Linked DNA regions of Homo sapiens: region 2 is linked to region 1. Evidence: read pairs that join two places in POLR2A ChIA-PET (ENCODE). Cell type or tissue: CD4-positive, alpha-beta T cell. All regions are shown on one strand.

The links. Peaks named below come from ENCODE experiments on the same cell type or tissue, not always from the same donor. Only the 100,000 strongest peaks of a DNase experiment are listed, where the experiment ranks them.
Region 2: POLR2A ChIA-PET joins it to region 1 with 10 read pairs; 7 of 35 experiments call an interaction of 5 or more read pairs at or near these places.

Annotation. Positions count from the first base shown.
Region 1 is chr6:11,697,239-11,705,238 of GRCh38, reverse strand. LOC340184 (a long non-coding RNA gene) reads right to left here. Exons shown (of 3, transcript XR_001743973.2): 2 at 4,976-5,056. Among named protein-coding and RNA genes, the nearest start is that of ADTRP, 78 kb to the left of the region's middle. In CD4-positive, alpha-beta T cell, CTCF peaks have their summits at 4,762 and 4,977; DNase peaks (open chromatin) are centred at 3,008 and 4,898.
Region 2 is chr6:12,016,215-12,024,214 of GRCh38, reverse strand. All of the region lies in intron 2 of HIVEP1 (HIVEP zinc finger 1), which reads right to left. Among named protein-coding and RNA genes, the nearest start is that of HIVEP1, 7.9 kb to the right of the region's middle. In CD4-positive, alpha-beta T cell, no CTCF peak of the experiment used is centred here; a DNase peak (open chromatin) is centred at 6,730.

The DNA.
Region 1 (8,000 bases):
ATGCTAAGCTATTTGTGCATGAGGTGCTTGTGAGATAGAGATCAAAGGATAACCAGCTGCTCTTCCCTGGTTGGTGAGTGGAGGTGCCCGAGAGGGCACTCTTTGGTGTTGACTTATTGCATCTCACCTTGTCCCTTCCTAAACTCAACTCTTGCCATTTCACTGTATCCCTCACACAGTCACACTTGAAAGGCCCTCCAAGCACCAGTGGCCTTTGTTCCTAGCACAGAAATCATCGCCCTAGACTGCTTACCTAGCATCTAAATAATCCCAATTCACATTTAGCTAAAATTTCACTATTACTAAATTTAGTTATATTTGCAATATAAATTTATTTTAGTTACAATAACGTAGAAGTAGTATAGTTACTATTATTATCTGTTTTAGTTTCCTGGAGCTACTATAGCCAAGTATCACAAACCAGGTGGCTTAAAAATGATAGAAATGTGGCCGGGCATGGTGGCTCCTGCCTGTAATCCCAGCACTTTGGGAGGCTAAGGTGGGTGGCTCACGAGGTCAGGAGTTCGAGACCAGCCTGGACAACACAGTGAAACCCCTTGTACCGTCTCTACTAAAACTACAAAAATTAGCTGGGCATGGTGGCGGGCGCCTGTAATCCCAGCTACTCGGGAGGCTGAGGCAGGAGAATCGCTTGAACCTGGGCAGTAGGGATTGAAAATTGCAGTGAGCCAAGATCGTGCCACTAGACTCCAGCCTGGGTGACAGAACTAGACTGTGTCAATAAATAAATAAATAAATAAATAAATAAATAAAATAGAAATGTATCCTCTCACAGTTCTGCTAGCCAGCAGTCTGAAATCAAGGTGTCAGGATTACTATGCTTCCTCTGAAGCCTCTGAGGAAGAATCTTTCATCCTGGTGGCTCCCACTAATCCTTGGTTTGTGGCCACATCACTCCAATATCTGCCTGTTTCCACATGGCATTCTTCCCTGTGTGTCTCTGCACCTCTTACCTTACAGAGAATCTGGAATCTGTATTCAAATCTCCCTGTCCTTTCTCTTATAAGGATGCTAGTCACAGATTTAGAGTCTACTGTAAGTCTAGTATCATTTATTTCAGGATCCTAAACTAATCACATCTGTAAAGACCATATTTCCAAATACGGTCACATTCGGAGGTTTTAGGTGGACGTGCGTATTGGGGGTGAAAGGGGTGAGACCATATTCAACCCAATACATTATTCCTATTTGACAAATGAGGGGATTGAGATGTTAAATTCCAGCTTTTAACACTTCTCACGTGTCTTTCCTGGTTCAAGGAGTCACCCGTAATTTATACCATCTGTTGAGTGCCCACTACAGGACAGGCATTTGCAATTCATTATCTCTAGGCCTCACCATGCTCAGAGAGACAGGCATCATTCTCTCAATATTAAGGAAAAAGAAACTGAAGCTCAGTAAGGTTGACAGATTTTTCCAACAAAGAATTACCCAGTGACAGCACAGAGCTCATTCTGGCTGGCTCTGACACCTACCCCCTTTCCATTAAACCACACAACTTCTACCAAATCCTGCTTCTGTTCCCTTCACAATGTCTGGAACATCAGCCCTTCCTTCTGTCTCCTCAAGGTCAAAACATTAAATATTTTCATTTCAAATCTTCTGAGGCACTGTGGGAAGGATGCAGGCTCAGGGGCATGGGTGTTATGGTGGAAACACCCTCTTTCCTGAGCCCGAGCCTTAACAGGCATGCAAGTGGGTAAATGGACAGAAGGGGACCTCAAAGGGAAAGGGGAAATACAAATTGCTGCTAAGAGTATATGGCAGAGCCATTCAGCCTCGCCTGCAGATTCGGAGTCGCCTGGGGACCTTCTAAAAGTACTTTTGCCCAGATGTCTCCTCCAGAGCTTCTGAATTGGTCTGGGCTGCAGATTGGGCATTGGGAATCTTAAAAGCACTTCCAGGTCATTCCCATGTGCAGCCAAGGTTGAAGGCTGCCTGGATCCCTGACGTATGGGAATTCTTGTCCATTTTCCTTGCCTATGGCAGCAGCTGAGGTCTTCAGGTTGTTTTGAACATCATCTGAGAGAGCCACTGCCTTTGTTCCAAGCTTCCTTGCAAAGCCACTGCCCAGCCATGCAAGTGCTCAGCACATTTTATGGCATGACCAACTGCCTGGTCCCTTTGGGTGCAATAGCAGAGGTGACTTTGGGGTGGAGTGTGGAGCCAGGCTCTGGGAACGGCTCAGATGCCCCTGCAAAGCTTTCTGGTGGAGCTGTCTCCTGTCTCCCTGGGACCTCAGTGCACTTCCTTAGCAAGAGCCCAGACTACTGGAGCCAGGGAGGCACCTTGTGGGAATTGTGCCAACAAATGACCTTTGGACTTGAACTGTGGCCTGGCTCTCTCCTGGGTCTCCAGCCTGCTGGCCTGCCCTGATAATTTGGGACTTGCCAGCCTCCATCATCACGGGAACCAAGCCCTTAAAATAAATCTCTTTCTAGGTACATACACATCCCATTGATCCAGCTTCTCTGGAGATCCCTGACTGCTACACTCTTCCTTGGCTCCCCTGGCCTCACCTCCTTTCTCTGGATCCTCCCACCCTCCACTCTCTGCGTCGTTTGCCTGCAGTGTCTGTGACTCATAGGCCTATAATAATCCTTCCGCTTCTGCTTGCCAAACTCTCCTCTTTTCATTCAAGAGTCTCCCCAAATCCCACATCATCCCATCAAGGAAACAACAGTCTCTCCTCCCTAGGATGAAGCCATTCATGGAGCAGATTTCAGAAAGAAAACTCTGTCTGTATGAGTGTTTCTTTGAAAATTCATGTTGGAGACTATTCCACGCATGACAGTGAGGGGACTTGGTGTTCCACAGGCTCTGTCTCAGAGGCCAGGCTACAGGGCTCCCCGTCTGCTCTGCACAGGTCTGCATTTGGCACATGGTCTCATATGGCTAGTGGTGCCTACCAGATGGTGGTCTGGGGCGTGGCCTCCTGAACAAGCTACTGAAGGCCACTGTCCTGCATGGCTACAGATTTCACAACCAACCCTATGCCACCAGCCTGTTCATATGACATTGCTTAAGGCAAGGAGCAGTCAGGGAAAATCCCTGAGCATGCGTTCTCTCAGCTGTGGGCCACCATGTCTTCCTCCTGTGAAGGATGAAGGGTTGAGGAGGCACTATCCTTCCCTTCCTACCACACATGTAGAGGGGCCCCTGTCGTGTTACTGCAACCACCATTAAGCCACATTCTCAGTGGACATTGCACAGCCATCGGACATGCTGCCTCAAAGCTCCACCTACAAGCTATGGCCCCAGAGACCCCTGAATGCCATAGACAGCTGGTGGTATCCCAGGGACAAAGAAAGCCCAAAGTATATGTTCACATCGCGGGGATACTAAAGCGTCAGAGTGAAAGAACATAAGCTTTACAGATACTCTAAATTCGGTTAGTCCCATTTCCACAGCATTTGCCATCTTGGGTGACTCATTCAACCTTTCAGAGCTAGGTTTCCTCATATATAGAGGAGGAACGCAATACCTGCTTTGTGTTAGTGCTACTGAGAAGAAGGATGATGATGTTGATAATAATAATAGGCTGAGGACATTCTGCCCAGTGTTAGCATCCAATAAATACCCGTTTCTTTCTCTGTTCTCTTAACTAAAAGCCTCTACTAATCCAGTGGAGGCTACTTATGGGTCATAATTTGAACACCTGGGAGAGGTAGTGTGAAATCATAGTATAGAGGAGCTGATGGCAGCACTACGATGCAGACGGCATTCACGGAAGGGGAGTTGATGACAGGACTAGGATGCAGAAGGCGTTCATGCAAGGGGAGCTGATGGCAGCACTAGGATGCAGATGGCGTTCATGGAAGGGGACCTGATGGCAGGACTAGGATGCAGAAGGCGTTCATGGAAGGGAAGCTCCCTTACTGTCCGCATGGCTTCACAGCATCAACAAGAGGGTCCCAAATCACATGTTCCAGCACCCATTCCCCAACTTGAAGTCCCAACACAATAAAAATAAAGGAAGGCAATGAAATATTGTAAATGCCATGGAGTCTAGAAATCCTAGATTTTAGAACCCTCTAAGTCTATGCAAAGCATTAACATTTCAACACATAACCCAATTTCAGGAGGCTTACACAAAGGAAAAGCAGTCCATTGCAGCGCCCTCCTTCTTCCCACTGGTGTATAGGAATGCCTCCTAAGCAGTCGTGGCCTTACAGAGCCCTAGAGACAAATTCATTTTGCTTTTTTGTTTTATTATTGTTATTATTATTATTATTATTATTATTATTATTATTATTATTTGAGATGGACTATTGCTCTGTCACCCTGGCTGGAGTGCAGTGGCGTGATCTCGGCTCACTGCAATCTCTACCTCCTGGGTTCAAGCAATTCTCATGCCTCAGCCTCCCGAGTAGCTGGGATTAAAGGCACTCGCCACCACACCTGGCTAATTTTTGTATTTTTAATAGAAACGGGATTTCGCCATGTTGGCCAGGCTGGTTTCAAACTCCTGACCTCAGGTGATCCACCCTCCTCGGCCTCCCAAATTGTTGGAATTATAGGCGTAAGCCTCAGCGCCTGGCCTCATTTTGCAATTAACAAAATACAAGGAGGCCCTCCTTGATATTTGGAGATAGAGTATTTCAAGCACATTTGATGAATTTCTATCTTCTTATGTTGTGATAAGAAGGCTTGGCAGGATGTTTTTACAATTGTAGTATACATTTCATGGGGAGGAAAGGAAATACCTATATATGTGTGTATTTTATATATACAAAATATAAAATGAAAAAATGCAGTTGAACATATATATATATATATATATATATATATATATATTCTCTTCTGGTTTTCAACTGCATGTTTACATTATCTCATGTTTGGGTCTAGGCCTGTTATTAAATGGGAAGATGAGAGCCCTCTGGTGGCTAAATGGACTCTTCTTTTTTTTAAGAGATAGTAAAACTAATTATCTTGTGTTTTGAAAATTCTATACCTTGTTCCAGTTAGCAATTTGCTGCATAAACTTCATCTTTTCTCCACTTTTCTCCACTGTTCTTCATCTTTTCTCCTCACCCTTGAGTAAAGACATAATGAGATATTACATTTTCAACCTCTTTGATGCTCACACTTTGCATTTAGGCAAATAGTTAATCCACCTTCTGAAAAGATAAAACAGTGTTTTAGAAATTTGATTTTCAGACACTCATCTAACAAATATTTATGGGGCATCTATAACAAGTAAGACACCATTCTAAGTACTGTAAGAGCTATAAGAAAATTTATAATATAACATCTAGTTGCAAGAAGCTTATAGTAGAGTATAAAAAAGAACAGCCTTGACTTTTTAAAAATGTATTTTTTTCTATAAACTTTAATCATTTTATCAAATACATAAGTTTTCTTATCAGAGGTATTCTCCTAGGTTCCCTATCTTCCATCTACTCGGGTGCCTGTAGCAAGAAGTGGATCATCAAGTTGAACTCTTCCTTCTCCCACTGTCCAATCCAATGATTCATCATGTCCTGCCAGCTCTACTTCTCTTTATTTCTATTGATGCCAACTTAGATCAGGGCACCTAAATTTCAGGTCATTACTATATCCTTTTATTTATTTTATTTTATTTTATTTTTATTTTTATTTTTTATTTTTTATTGAGACAGGGTCTCTCTCTATCACCCAGACTGGAATGCAGTGGCACAATCACAGCTCACTGCAGCCTCGACCTCCTGGGCTCAAACAATCCTCTCGCCTCAGCCTCCTCAGTAGCTGGGACTACAGGGATGTGCCACCATAAGAGGCTAATTTTTAAATTTTTTGTAGAGACAGGGTACTCCCTACGTTGCCCAGGCTTATGGTATGCTTTTTAGAAATGTATTTTTAAGTTATTTTTGAGTGGTTGATACATGTACATAGTATAGAATTCAACATATACAATAACAAATGCATAACAGGTAAGTCTCCCTCACACTCCTACACCGTACACACCTGGTTCCCTTCTACAAAACAGCTACAAGTATCAACCCTTTGGATATACTTGTAGAGATATTCGGTTCACATGCAAGCATGTATGTATTTTTCTCACAAATGATGACACGCAGTTCAGTGCCTTGCTTTTACATCTTTCAGTACCTGTTGGAGAAAATCCTAAATCAGTGTAAAGAGGGCTGCTTCATTCTTTTTCAAGAGATGCATAGAATTCTATTATATGTATGTATATTACCATAATTTATTTAATCAATTCTCTATTGATAGAAATTCAGATGGTTTCCAATCTTTTACTATTACAAGTCAATGCTGCAATAAATATCTTCTTGCAGACATCATTTTTGCACGTGTGCCAGAATATACTTAGAATAAATTCCTAGAAGTGAAATTATTGGATCAAAGGATATGTATATTTTTACTTTTGATAGTTATTGCCAAATTATTCTTCATAGAGGTTTTACCAAAGTCTACGCTCGCTGACAAAATATGAGGCTCTGTTTCCCCAAATTCTCAACTATACCGTGAGTTAGAACTTTGTGTTTTATCTTTACCAATCTTATGGGTAGAAATGGTGCCCCAATACAGTTTTAAGTTACATTATTCTTAATTTGAGCGAGGTCAAGCATCTTTTGATGTTTATGATGTATTTTAACATAAAGATACACCTTTGTCCTTATCTTTACTATACATGGATTTAGTTATACGTGTCTCCTTATATCTCTTGTTCATTTTTCTGCTTGGGGTTTGTTTTTTGCTTGTCTTATTGAACTGTAGGAGTTTGTGGCAGGCAGCTTCCAAGATGGCCCCAGATGACTCCATCTCCTGATATCCACACCCTGACACACTCCCCCTCCCACATCGTACCACAGTTGCTCTGTGTGACCAATAAAATATGGCAGAAGAGATGGTATGCCATTCCCAAGATTAGCGCATAAAAGATAATCAGCTTCTGTCTTGGTGGCTCTCTCAATCTCACTTGCTCTGGGGGACACCAGTAGCCAGGTCTTGAGCAGCCCTGGATAAAGAAGACCACGTGGTGAGAAGCAGAGGCTCTTTTGAGAGTTTCATGAATGACCTTAGCCAGGGTCCTTCAGCCTCGGGTAAGCCTTAGAAAGACCCAGCCCTGACTGATGTCTCCACTGCAACATCCTGAGAGACCCTGAGCTGGAATCACTCAGTTAATATGCTCCCAGATTCCTGACCCACAGGAATTTTGAGATTATAAGTATTTGTTGCCCTAGGATATTAAGTTTTAAGGCAATATTTAAGACTTGATAAAATAGTGTAAGTTGATAATATAGAGTTGATAATGATATAGTTTGATAATAATATAGAGTTTTTGATATATTAAGAAAGCTAAGTCAAGTGCAATGATGAGTGCCTGTAGTCCTATCTACTTGGGAGGCTGAGGCAGGAGGATCACTTGAGCCCAGGAGGTCAAGTGCAGCCTGGGCAACAGAGTGAGACTTCATCTCTAAGAATGAATGAATTAAATAAATAAAATGGTAAACTTTTTAAAAAGAAAGAAAATCGGTCTCTTTCTCCTGAGCTTGAGTTTCTTGATTAGAATTTTAAATGCTTTTTCTTGCTTGTTGAATGTCTATTAGTCCTCTTTGTGATTTATTTTCTTTCTTTTTTTTCTTTATTTTCTTTTTTGCCATGCAGATTTTTTTAAAAAAATTTACATACTGAAACTTATCAACTTGGGGGATTACTTTTATACTTAGAAATGATGAAAGACCATACAAATTCCAAATTTTATTTTCTTCCATTTCTAATAATAAAGAGCTAGGCCACTTTGGTCAACTCTCCTGCTAAAATCAACTAAAAATAATGAATACAATAATTTTCTAGTATCCTTTAAAGCATCAAGAAACTGACAAGACAATAATGAATTACCAGACCAAGATCTAAGAGATTCCAGGAACCCAGAAGAGAAACTGTATTAGTCCGTTTTCACATGGTTGATAAAGACATACCCGAGACTGGGAAGAAAAAAAGGTTTAATAGACTCTGAGTCCCACGTGGCTGGG
Region 2 (8,000 bases), 320 kb before region 1:
TAAAGCCTCATGATCAAAAAGAGCTTCTTTCTCAAAGAATGACTTGAGCACTGAGAAGAAAGGTCTCTCTTTGGTTATAAGTTTTTGTGCTATAGTGAACAATGGTTAACAGTATAACAGCATCACCTGTAATGAGCATAGTATTAATATGCAGAAGAGTACTGCAAAAATGTTTTTAAAGAGTTAAATATGTACATGAAAAAGTAAAGCACTTAATTTATTCATAAAATATTTTTCTGCATAATACAAGAATCAACTTTAGCCCAGACTTGCTCAAATTATCACCATTTTAAATGTGAAGCTTAAAAATGTTTTTCTATGATAGGAGATTTTACACAAATTATGTATTTTTCCGTTCTATGGTAAGATAAGATTGTACCTCATCAGAACATATTTTGTACAAAAATGTTCTAAAATAAAATCATTACTCTGGTTAATCATATTACTACATTTTGTATTTGCTTTTAAAAAGAAGCATTTGGCTAACGTTAATAAGCATTCAGAAAGCATCAAATAAGCTCTCAACATGAGCCGAAAAATAATTATCTGCAAAAAAAAAGGAGGCTTGCTATGTTAACTCCATTTTCATATTTTTATCCTCCTCAAACTAAGCACTGTCAGCTATCTACATGATCGCTCCTAGTAACTTTTTCACCCATATTAACAAAAACTATTTTTTAAATTATTACTTATTTCCTTTCTAGCTACAATATAGAGAATTTCTTTTGTTTTTGTTTTTGAAATAAGCCATGGGGTTGTTTCCACTACAAGATTTTTGATTTCTCAAATCTTAAGGCTGTCAGCATGGAACTGCTGACCTAACATTCAAATGTGAAAAACGATGCTTAAACAGCTGGAATTCCATCTGAAAATCATCAAAATTAAACCTACTCCACTTATCAGCTCAACAAGATAATCCCTACATAACAAGTAAACGTAAGATTTTATTCCTGGTAGTAGACTTTGTAAAATAACCACTGGAGTAGGCCCACAATTGATAGCAAATGAAAACATTCATCTTAATCAGATTAATTCTGAAACCCCGGCTGGGCTTCTCTTGTGTCACACAGAAGCGGAGGAGGGGACAGAGAGATGGCTGCCATCTTGGAACCTAAGGAGAGCACTTCACTTCAATCCCGCGTGATCTGTGACACCGACATTTTTTAAAAGAGTTCAACAATAAAACAGAAGCCCTCAGAATCTGTTTCTTGAGAACTAAGTGAAGACAAATATTCTGTTTAACCTCATCTAACACTGTCAAAAAACGAGGCAAGGCTTAAATGAATTTAAGTGGAAAAATGGAGGGAGCAGCACATTGGTAAGAATATTCCCAAATTATTTTCTGCACTGACCTCTCTCCCCCAGATCCCAACCTTTGAATAGTCAGAACAAGAATGGGACATGTCAGTAATCAACATTGAGCACATGAGAAGCCTAAAATGCATTTACAGATTTTATGTAGATATTCCTGTTTCCTGTGTTTATAAAGCATATGGAACCAAGGAGTCTGACATAAACCAGTTTTTTACAGAAAGTAGTAGCTCTCTGGATTGAGCGTGTACCCTGTGTCAGGCACTGTGGCAAATGCTTACATTTGCCATATCATCTCATCTTCACACATCATCTCCATTTTACACACAAGGAAACCAACCACATAGCAAGTCAGTGACTGCATGAGGCCAAACTCTTTGTCTTTATAGTAATTAAATGTACCAAATGGATAAGCTATAAAAATCCTGTATATGGGCCAGGCACGGTGGCTCATGCCTGTAATCCCAGCACTTTGGGAGGCCGAGGCGGGTGGATCACGAGGTCAGGAGTTCAAGACCAGCCTGGCCAAAATGGTGAAATCCCATCTCTACTAAAAATACAAAAAATTAGCTGGGTGCGGTGGCAGGAGCCTGTAGTCCCAGCTACTCAGGAGGCTGAGGAAGGAAAATCATTTGAACCTGGAGAGTGGAGGTTGCAGTGAGCCAAGATCGTGCCACTGCACTCCAGCCTGGGTGACAGAGTGAAACTCCGTCTCAAAAAAAAAAAATCCTGTATGTGAAGTAAAATTTCATATAAAACAAAAGTTAACAATAACCACCTGGTTTATCTGTTCAGGCAATTAAAATTATCACAAGTTTTTAATCAGAAGCTACCAAATATTGGAAGAAGCATTTCCTACTCGAGGTTCAAAAATGTAAACAAATTCCCTGAGTATAAATCATCTCAACCCTCTAGTTTGCTAAAAAGTTGACACAACCAGGCCAGGTGAAGTGGCTCATGCCTGTAATCCCAGCACTTTGGGAGACCAAGGCGGGTGGATCACTTGAGGTTAGGAGTTCAAGACCAGCCTGGCCAACATGGTGAAACCCAGTCTCTACTAAAAATACAAAATTAGCCGGGGGTGGTAGCACAGGCCTGTAATCCCAGCTACTCCGGAGGCTGAGGCAGGAGAATTGCTTGAACCCTAGAGGCGGAGGTTGCAGTGAGCCAAGACAGCACTACTGCACTCCAGCCTGGACAACAAGAGTGAAACTCCGTCTCAAAAACAAAAAGTTAACACAACCAAATATTCTTCTGTTGCACACAGATGACCAAAATGGTCTCTTCTAACATATTATAATCCCGCTAAGATAAGAGACCTGGAGAAGAATGATCATGATGTAATATTGTAAGTACAAGAAGGCACATGTGGACACAAGCAAAGGAGACCCAGGGCATGTCTGTGGAGGGGAGGAGGATATCTGACAAGAGAACAGAAAATGGGGGAAAAAACTCAGAGGTGAAATCTTTAGCAGAGACATCTCCCATACAGAGTAAGAAAACAGTAGAAATGGAAAAGGAGAAGAAGTAACTTCCAGAAAGACAACCAAGCACAGAAATACCGGATGTGCATGCTGAGCTCCTGAAATGGCAAATGGCTATGCACAAGATGCCGTGGAGAACAAGAAGGCCAACCGTGGAAAGCGACCCCATGTGTCAATCAAGGCCATGATCTGATCACATTCCTCAGTGCTACTTCTCACATTTTAAGGAGTCTGGGCCGGGTGCGGTGGCTCACGCCTGTAATCCCAGCACTTTGAGGCGGTTGGATCACCTGAGGTTAGAAGTTTTGAGACCAGCCTGGCCAACGTGGTGAAAACCTGTCTCTACTAAAAATACAAAAAAATTAGCTGTGCGTGGTGGCAGGCGCCTATAGTCCCAGCTACTTGGGAGGCTGAGGCAGGAGAATGGCTTGAACCTGGGAGGTGGAGCTTGCAGTGAGCCAAGATCACACCGCTGCACTCCAGCCTGGGTGACAGAGTGAGACTCCGTCTCAAAAAAAAAAAAAAAAAAGAAAGAAAGAAAGAAATCTGGTTCTCAGACAGGAAAAGAGTTCTCATTTTTTGCAGAGTGTTCGGAGCCAAATGAACTCAACCAATAAAAATGAAAAACAGCTACACCAAATTTTCAAAACATGTTTTGCAAAAGGTTAATACTTAGTATTTTCCACACTGACTTCCAATCTTAAAGGAAATGAAGCTCTGAAACCCTAGGCCCAAATACAACTAAAGTAAGTAACACCTCTTTTCCTTTTTTTCAAAGCTTTGAAACACATTCACAAGAATGAGTGGCAAAACACGAATAGAGCCCTTTATCACAACGGAAGAGGCATGGAACCCCCTGCAAGTCACCAACTCCTCCATTCCATGTTACTCAAGGGTCCAAGCGAAGGCCTGAGAAGGTGGTGGAGATAACCCCTCCACAGAGCAGCGATGAGTAAGGAATGATGGCTGGGAGACACAGCGCTGCCCTGCTGTCAACTCACCAAGACCATGCGGAAGAGCCACCCCGTGCAGTCCAGTGACCCTTCTCCACGGAACCCAGGACAACATGCTAAGCCTTTCTTCTGAACACCAAGTGCTGCTCTCATGCTCTTCCAAAATTCTTCAACCTCACAAAGGATAGGTCGGTGTCAAAACGGCACCCACCACGTTTCCTGCAGATGGGAAACAGGCATGGAGAACTGATTCTATCTGGTTTAACGCTGGGCCAAGGGTGAAGAGACTGAATTCAACAAAACCACAGTCCTACACAGTATACAGATCACCCATCAAGTCGGACACTGTCTCACTTATGTCCCCAATTTGTTTCCTGCCCTTAACCTAACAATTCTTCTTATACCTTTTCTAGTAAACAACCTCTAAGAGCAAAGAAGTAGATACTCCATCTCCTTATAAAAGCAGTCTATGCAGGCTTAATTTTCAAATCCATGCAAACTTTCTATACTCTTCCATGATAGATTCCGGTATTGCACATTTTTATGCTTGCCTAATACTTTAATATGTGTATACGTGTGCACACACAGACAAGTATACGTATTTTTCCCCAAGTAAAATTCACATTCCTGAAAGATACATGTTACCCTGTGGCTTTGCACATCCGTAGGGATATATCTGTCCCAGCAGGAGAACCAAGAATAAATCAAAGAAAGATTACATTCTAAGAGGTGAAACTACCATGGAAGCATAAGAAAAATATAATTTGAGAAAGTATCAGGTATCTGCCTTTTAATACGGACTTGATTACCAAGCACAAGACAAACATTTCAGACTATTTCCCCCAGGAAGCCTAAAAAGAGGCGATGGGTTTCCTGAAAGCTCCTGAGCTGACGGCAGAAACAGTAGGGGCAAACTGGGCTGTGACTCCTCTTCTGGTCTCCCAATTTCCTCTCCCCGCATTTCTTATCTCATCGCATTAGAGATGTCTTCTAGTAAAGCAAAGCAGTGGATCACAGGTAGGGCACAACAAACCTGATATTCCAAACTGTCACAATGAGATATTAAAGATACGCTCAAAAATTAATCTCAGGAGCTGATGGTTACCTGCTTACTCTAACCCCCACATCCTTCCCAGGGCTCGAGTCCTTACAGACATTGTGAGGAGCGCGGAAGTTTCTAGGTGTCACCGCCGAGCACCAACCCCTCTGTCCCTTTGCTTACTCAGGGTTTCCCATGGGGACCTAGAGCTTCACTCCCGTCCCCCGCTGCTGAGTGAGCTACACTGGCTCAGAAGCCGCCGCTTCCCTGAAGTCTTCCCCTTCCCCATCAGAAGTCCCACTGAGGTGGCTTTAGTGTGCTTACTAGAGCTAATCTATTCCAATCTTTTCTTTAGTGGCTGTGAGTTCTTAACTACCTTAGTCAAACAACTTCCTAAACGCTCACAGACAAGTCAGACACAATTTATTCCAAGTTCTCTTTGAAAACTTTAAAAATATCTTAAAGAAGCAAGTTTTCTTATTAAAACTTTTAACTCTACATATGAAATGTAGGCTTAAATCTGAGGGCCTTTCCTGATCTGATTCCTCCTGATTCTCCTGCTCCAGTATCCTGCCTCTCTGTCTCCTTCTCATCCCTCCTGAAGAGAACTTCTTATGCTCTAGAAGTAGAGAACCATTTAAAGTTGCTCAGAGTCCCCAAGTTATTTCACAACCTGCTACCCCAGGATGAAATGCACTCACTTTGCCTTGTCAGCTTCGCAGATAACTTCCCAGCCTTAAGAACCAAATCCAGGTGTTAACTTTCCTTCCCTAAATCATCATTCTGCTTCACCCCAAACTGCGCCCCCTACAATGGGGACAAAATAATGACTCCCTATCTCTGTGGAATCTCCATACTATTCATTTCTCACCATAGTACATAGTTACATGTTTACCTATCAGCTCTTCAACTCCATTCTTCTTTCGAGACCTGTGTTTTATCATTTTATCCCTATCATAAGAACATGAAGTACATGAAGGTAGTAATGAGAGGTGACACCGTGCTGTCAGCCCTCACTCGCTCTCGGCGCCTCCTCCGCCTTGGTGCCCACTCTGGCCGCGCTTGAGGAGCCCTTCAGCCCGCCGCTGCACTGTGGGATCCCCTTCCTGGGATGGCCCAGGCCAGAGCCGGCTCCCTCAGCTTGCAGGGAGGTGTGGAGGAAGAAGCGCGGGCAGGAACGGGGGCCGCGCGTGGCGCTTGTAGGCCAGCTAGAGTTCCCAGTTGGCGTGGGCTTGGCAGGCCCCGGGCAGTGAGGGGCTTAGCACCCAAGCCAGCAGCCGCGAAGGGTGCGCCAGGTCCCCCAGCAGTGCCGGCCCACTGGTGCTGCGCTCGATTTCTCGCCGGGCTTTAGCTGCTTCCCCGTGGGGCAGGGCTCAGGACCTGCAGCCCGCCATGCCTAAGCACCCCCCACGCCATGGGCTCCTGCACGGCCCCAGCCTCCCCGATGAGCGCTGCCCCCTGTTCCTAGGCGCCCAGTCCCATCGACCACCCAAGGGCTGAGTAGTGCAGGCACAAGGCGCAGGCAGCTCCACCTGTGGCCCCAGTGCGGGATCCACTGGGTGAAGCCAGCTGGGCTCCTGAGTCTAGTGGGGACCTGGAGAAACTTTATGTCTAGCTAAGGGATTGTGAATACACCAATCAGCACTCTTTATCTAGCTCAAGGTTTTTAAATACACCAATCAGCACTCTGTATCTAGCTAATCTAGTGGGGACCTGGAGAACTTTTGTGTCTAGCTCAGGGATTGTAAACACACCAATCAGCACCCTGTCAAAATGGACCAATCAGCTCTCTGTAAAACAGACCAATCGGCTCTCTGTAAAACGGACCAATCAGCAGGATGTGGGTGGGGCCAGACGGGAGAATAAAAGCAGGCTGCCGGAGGCAGCAGTTGCAACTGCTTGGGTCCCCTTGCAGACTGTGGAAGCTTTGTTGTTGTGCTCTTTGCAATAAATCTTGCTACTGCTTGCTCTTTGAGTCTGTACTGCCTTTATGAGCTATAAAACTCACCGCAAAGGTGTGCAGCTTCACTCCTGAACCAGCGAGACCACGAACCTACCAGAAGAAAGAAACTCCAAACACATCTGAACATCAGAAGGAACAACCTGTGGACACGCTACCTTTAAGAGCTATAACACTCACGGCGAGGGCCTGTGGCTTCATTCTTGAAGTCAGTGAGACCAAGAACCCACCAATTCCAGACACAGTAACAAACATGTGCTGAGTTGAACATTTATTTGATACAGAAAGGAAAAGAGCCTATGGCCTGTAAATCTGTGTTTCTCAGGATAGTCATTTTATCTAGAATGTTATGAACATATATTTTAAATATGAAAAATGTTTAATACTTATGGCCTAATAAATAACACCTTCAGATCAATCATGCACTCGTTCCTTCAACAAATATTTGGGCTGCCATTAGCTGCCAGGAACTGTGCTGGGCTAGGGCTGCTGCTCATCTGTATGCTGCACTTGTGCAAACTAGAACAGGGTGCCCTCCCTGGACAGATAAAGCAGGGCCCATGTCTCCAAATGCCCACCTCAGCTGGTACCCTTGGGTCTGGAGGCTTTTCCTACAGTAACAAATGAGAGTGAGTCTCTAGGGAGTTCAGATTCTAGTGAGGGGGACGGGCAAACACATTCAATTTTCAACGTTTTCTATATGACTATAAAAAATCAGATTTCCACACACCACACTTGTTCTCATGTAAATCTCCACCTCATTGAACACTGGTTACTACAATCATCAATTTGAACTTAGGCTGAGGCATCCACCTGAGGCAACAGAGATTTCTAGACAGGAAACAAGCACTATTTCCAGATTCACGGAGGCCATAAAATTGACTGCATTTTCAAAGATCACCTTATGGTGACTAGCCAAATTGATTTTACCAAAAAACATTTCAAATTAATTTATTTGATTTTTAAGTCACTTCTCCCCTACATACGCTTCAGAATTTTTTTTCTGTAATGGTAAATATTTCATAAAACACCATAGTCAGTTTGGAATTATTTGCTTTAATAGTTCTTGTTTTTAGCACTACTACATTCTTATCTCCTGAAGTTTAATATAAAAGATAATTGCTATTCACCATTGATATAACACGAGAACAATACAAATCTTTTTAAACAATAAGCTAGAATACACTTACTTTTCTACTATTAAAAGTATTCGCGGTTGATGGAAAACACACACTTTTCTGTCTTTGCATGAA